Regions from separate parts of the Homo sapiens genome. Here region 2 is linked to region 1. Evidence: read pairs that join two places in POLR2A ChIA-PET (ENCODE). Cell type or tissue: PC-9. All regions are shown on one strand. Links, peaks and the distances in the headings refer to the core of each region. The heading gives the core; the rest is flanking DNA.

The links. ChIA-PET counts read pairs that join two places held together with the same protein. Peaks named below come from ENCODE experiments on the same cell type or tissue, not always from the same donor. Only the 100,000 strongest peaks of a DNase experiment are listed, where the experiment ranks them.
Region 2: POLR2A ChIA-PET joins it to region 1 with 10 read pairs; 2 of 35 experiments call an interaction of 5 or more read pairs at or near these places.

Annotation. Positions count from the first base shown.
Region 1 is chr4:41,529,863-41,532,784 of GRCh38, reverse strand. It overlaps a transcript of LIMCH1 not described here. Among named protein-coding and RNA genes, the nearest start is that of LIMCH1, 6.8 kb to the left of the region's middle. In PC-9, for the core only: no CTCF peak of the experiment used is centred there; a DNase peak (open chromatin) is centred at 1,824; H3K27ac peaks cover 2,382 bases.
Region 2 is chr4:41,667,627-41,670,548 of GRCh38, reverse strand. All of the region lies in intron 21 of LIMCH1 (LIM and calponin homology domains 1), which reads right to left. Among named protein-coding and RNA genes, the nearest start is that of LIMCH1-AS1, 24 kb to the left of the region's middle. In PC-9, for the core only: no CTCF peak of the experiment used is centred there; no DNase peak of the experiment used is centred there.

The DNA.
Region 1 (2,922 bases), core at 336-2,835:
AAGGACATAATAATCACAAGATGAGTGAAGGGACAAAAAATTCTTATTAAGTCTTCCCAAATACCCACAAAAGATGCGCAAGGGGACTAACTTATTGGTCTGATCCAAGCACATCAGTGAACAACCAAAAGCCAGCCTGCTCCAGTGGGCATCAGAACTCCCCTTCACCCGGTCCAACCTACAGTGGAGAATGGCTCTTGCCATCTGACACACTTTTATCACTGTATTCACGATGTGGTCAAGCCTTTTGGTGTAGGTCATGAACCATCTGTTGCCCTGGTTTCCGAGTGTGATGTACAAAGTGAGAGATAAATGTTACTTTTGAATGTTACTCGAATGTTACTTTCACTCAGGAAGAGCCTTAAATACGTTTCTGAAGTGTTTGGATTTTATTCCACATTCAGTAGGGAGCCATATAAAATTATGAGAAGATGAGGGACACGAGATGACCTGTACATTTTTTACAAGCTAACTGTAAAGGCTGTTTCAAACAGCAGCACACAAGCCATATCAACCTGGGAGGCAGTAAATAAACTTAGAATCCCCAAGTTCATATTCCACCTTTCAATTGAATGCAGGTGGAATGCACCAAAGACCTCGTGTGTTTTGTTGTTTTTCCCTGCGGTGTGTAGTCTTTCATGGCTAGACCTACTAAAATGCTAACCATCACTCCTATGTTGGCTTGGCTTTGGCATCAAACTTGAGAGCAGCAAATTGAGCATTCCCTCTGTGTGTGGTGTGGGAACGCAACCGAGGTTTCTCATACTGTGCCAGGGATGAGGATAAAGGAAAGTGTGTCATTAAATTCCATTTTGGCTGAGAAACCTCACAATGTCTATTCATTTCCCTCAGTGAATATGCCTTCTTCACACAGAACATCGCTTGGCTACCAGTTTTTACTTGTTCCCCTAAAGAAGGGGAGGACGACCCCTGGAGACTCCGGATCGTACCATGCAACTACTACAGAGAACACAGAGTAGCAGGAAAAACACATGAGGGTTTTTATTCCAAGCCCTTCCTTCTCCCCTACCCATGAAGGAGAATTCTGTCTTCCTGTCTCTGAGTCTTTGTTGTCCAGAATCAGAATCAGGGGCAAAAGGAGCCGAGTCTAGCTGGATTGATTTGCACTGGAAAGAGCTAACCATTAGTCATAGCAGACAAAAGGGTAAGAAGCAAGGAAGGCAAGAACTAGCACAGTGTGAGGCTCAAAGATTTGAGGTCACTGGGCATAGAGAGGTTTGGGAGAGTTGGCAAGTATAAGGTGTGTATGTGTGTGTGTGTGTGTGTGTGTGTGTGTGTGTGTGTGTGTGACAGAGAAAGACTGTAGAAGAGAAAGAGAGGAGGGCATTTTAGGTAATTCTGCTGCATATTATGAATAAAATCACTCTGACTTTTTTTTTAAGACTCCAGTAAAGAATTCTAATGCTTTCCTATGATCACTTGTTAGGTATGGCCACATGAAGCCTGATTTGATAGTGGCCATGGTAGAAACATTACATGTAGCAGTGCCTTTTTCAAAAAGGCCACTTCCTCAATTTGGTTGAATTAATAAATTTTAAATGAGAGAGTCTGATTTCTAACAACTTAGGTCTCCTTAGAGGTTGATGTCTCCAAACAAATGTTCGGAAAGTGTTGAGATTCAATTCTATATCCTAGGGTCTAATGGAGAGAGTATAACACAGTAGAAAAGGCACAGATGTAGAGTTGGGCAAACCCAGGTTCAAGTACCAACTCTGCCTCTTATTAGTTGGAAAGCTGGTGACATTTCTTTGAACTTTAGAGTAAAGATACAGCAATAACAACATCACAGGTGTGTTGTAAAGATTAGGAAGGATGATCTAGCACTGCACCTGGGGCAGGGTAGGAATGTGATACGTGATGGTTATCACTGTGGTAACTTTCACCTCTAACCTCCCTCTTCCCTGCCTTGCCTGCTTCCTGGCCAAAAAAAAAAAAAAAAAAAAATTTTTTTTTTTTTTTTTTTTTTTTTAGGCGGGGTTTCGCTCTTGTAGCCCCGGCTGGAGTGCAATGGCACAATCTCGGCTCACTGCCTGGGTTCAAGCAATTCTCCTGCCTTAGCCTCCCAAGTAGCTGGGATTACGGGCACACACCACCATGCCAGGCTAATTTTTGTACTTTTAGTAGAGACAGGGTTTCACCATGTTGGCCAGGCTAATCTCGAACTCCTGACCTCAGGTGATCTGCATGCCTTGGCCTCCCAAAGTGCTGGGATTACAGGCATGAGCCACCATGCCTGGCCAAAAAACAACAATTTTAACTGGAGGAGAGACCGAGCCCGGAGAACAGAACTTTAACCAGTTTTTTCTAAGGTAATCTATAAGATAAACCACTGGAGGGAAGGTAAAGTTCTAGAAGAGAAGACATTGATCAGGATGAGTTGAGGCACACCAGAGCTAATTCTTAGGAAGGATGTGCAGGAAACCTTTTCTTGACAGCTAGACACCCAAAGCAGTGAGGACCCCAATTTATTGCATTGTTATCCTCCTAAAAAGATGAAGTCTGCATAAAGGCTTTTCACTCATACTACTCAGGTTAACAGCCTTGTATGTCTAGTTTTGTCCAAAACAATATTTTTAATCTTCTCATAATGTGGAAATCACTACAGCTCTTTCATCACTTCCCCTACTCTGATCTCACTCGATGAAATGGCAACTGTTCTGATGTCAGTTTTCATAAACTAAAGCAGATAACTTTTGAAAGCTTCCTAAAGTCTAAAGAACTTATGGAAACTTACATTTTTTTCCATGGCAGGAAGCTCTAACCATATTTGAAATCTTATCTTTGATTAGAGAAAAGTACATCCTTTTCCCCAAAATGCGTTTCTGAGTGGGTTAGGGTTACTGAATGGTAGGATCATCTGACCAGTCACATTCCTGCTTCTGCTTCTGACCTTCAGCTAGC
Region 2 (2,922 bases), core at 98-2,597, 140 kb before region 1:
GAAGACATGTACAAAATCAACAGAACCAGGACAGTTTATGCTATTGTCTTCTTTGGTGTTAGATGAAATTTCACAGGGTCATACTTAATGGTGATAGTGTTAAAATGTTAAATCTCAAAATGATAGAATGATATACTATGCAAGAACAAAAATGTATAATTTGTATTGCTTTTTGGAGAACACTAGAAAAGTATAAAAGGCAGCAAAGATGGGTGGTTTAATTACTATTTCATATACATTACACATCATAAAGGTTATGTATAGAAGTCTGTGGCAGAAGTTTTTTGTACGTATAAATAAAGGTTGAGTATATGCCTTTCTGTGGTGGCTCATGGCAAGGATTTGTATCCTTAAACTCTGCTGTTGTCGTCATTTTCAATAAAAAAATCAGTTTTTAATGCGCACATATTTTACTGAAACATCAGTTTGAGATATCTTTCTGCTGCTGAGAGGCAGCTAAGAAAAGGGAATTTGTCACTTTCAAATGTATTTTATGACTGTTTTCAGGGCATTTAAAAACTGAATGCCTGGGTGTGTGTGTGTAAGGAAAACGTGTGGAACATCATTAGGGTCGATCAGCAGATCTTCAGTGACCTGTATGACCAGTCTATGAATGGATGACTTTATAGAAATGGGGGAGAGACCACTTTCTGGGGGAGAAAGTGTTAGGTGTGGCTCCAGGATACCTGATCCTAACCCTAGAGTTTCATTGGACTTGATGCTTGACTTCAGATCAGTCCCTTAAATGGGTGCTGGGCAGAGACCTATGCCTCCCCCATTTCCCCATCCCAATTGAAGACAAATCATGTATTTTAAGGTTACATTTATTAGAGGTCTCTGGCTTCTTGAAAGATGGAGACTTTATAAATGTCAAGCAATTATTACTGTTATTTTCATATCAATCAGTGATATTTTTGGTGCACAATTTAAATAAATACTTGAGGCCAGTGGTTTTCAGAGTGTGGTGAGATGTGCAGCATGAGCATCACCTGGGAACCTGTAAGAAATGCAAATCCTCTGGCCCCAGCCTAGACCTACTGAATGAGACACTGTGAGAGTGGGCTCCAAGCCCTACAGGGACCCTGGCACACAGGGTTTGAGAACCACAGTGAAAAACCCGATCTCCACAACATGAACACTCTTATTTTAAAGAAAGGATTCGAGAGTAGTTTATTTCTGCCTGACATCTTGCTTTATTCTTTTACTCCTCCTGCTGCTATTCTACAATTACTAGAATACATTATGAATGCTTATTCTGGGCCAGGTATTGAGCTAAACACTTTTTATGGATTCTCCCATTTGGTATTTCTAAAATCCCTATGAGGTTATTACTGGTATTATTTCTAGTTTACAGGTGCTGATTAGAGATTAGGGGAAATCTGATGGGTAAGGTCACACAGCTAAGAACTAGACACATGAAAATTTGAACCCAGGCATTTTGTCTCCAGAGCATGCAGCTATAATTACAGTTTCCATGAACCAGATGAAAGTATTCATACGGTTTGGCTATGTCCCCTCCCAAATCTTGAATCAAAGCTCCCATGATTCCCACATGTCATGGGAGGGACCTGGTGGGAGGTAACTGAATCATGAGGGTGGGTCTTTCTTGTGCTATTCTTGTGATAGTGAATAAGTCTCACGAGATCTGATGGTTTTATAAAGGGAAGTTTCCCTACACAAGCTCTCTCTTTGCTGGCCACCATGTAAGATGTCCCGTTGCTCTTCCTTCATCTTCCACCATGACTGTGAGGCCTCTTCAGCCATGTGGAACTATGAGTCAATGAAGCCTCTTTCCTTTATAAATTACCCAGTCTCAGGTATGTCTTTATCAACAGCATGAAAACAAACTAATACAAGTATACAACTGGTGTATTCCAAATACAATTCTATCTTAAAGAATACATTTTGAAATGTTTCAGTACTCTACTAAATTTTATTTTTTAGTCATTCGACTTGGGTAAAGAATGAAGTAAAGTTTCTCAATTCAGCAGCACATTTTACAAAATCAAAATGCCTCACAATAAGTAATGAAATGTGTAAATTTATAAGAAAACAAAACATGGCTTTAAAATGGCTTAAAATATTTATTCCCTCTCTATACCACTTATCTACACAATTACAAAGTACTAGAAATAGGGCAGAATTAAAATTGGTCCAAATATGGCCATTTGCTGGCCCAGTTGTGACACTTTATTTTTAATTCCCTTCAGGACAGTAGGACGGACAAATTTAAGACAAATGCTTTGAAAACAGTATTAAACTTGTTTCCACATTAAGAACCTAGTATCCATCAGCACATGTACCAGTTAATTATTGCCAAGAGTTCCCTGTTATGTAGATAAAACCCAACTTATCTGCCAAACATCAATAATAGCTAATGGAAGCCAACTCAGATTCTGCCAGTGGCTCAAATAGCTGCCCACCCTTAAAAAGAAAAGTAAAAATAAGCTAAATCTACAAAACACACTGGAGAAAGTCTGTTAAAAAAGAAAAACAAGAAACCCTACAGTTCTTGCCTCCTGAACTCTGGCTGTTTCTTTTTTTAAAAAATGTTTATATTTAAAATTTTTTTTTTTTTTTGGTAGCGACAAAGTCTTGCTATGTTGCACAGGCTGGTCTCAACTGCTGGCCTCAAGTGCTCCTCCTGCCTCGGCCTCCCAAAGTATTGGGATTACAGGTGTGAGCCACTGCATCTGGCCCATTTCCACATCTAGAGAGAGATCTCACAGCAGTAAAACTCAGCGGTCTAGTTGTTTTGAAGCATAGTCCCTCTGGGTTGTGGAATTCTCAGAACCCATCCTCCACTGTTCACATCCCTCAGGGCCCTTTCTGGTGGTCATGGGCACCTGGGATTCCCACTAGGATAAAGGGATTCAAATTGGGTTCTTAAAGAGTAAAGGGGTGAATTCACAACCCTATATA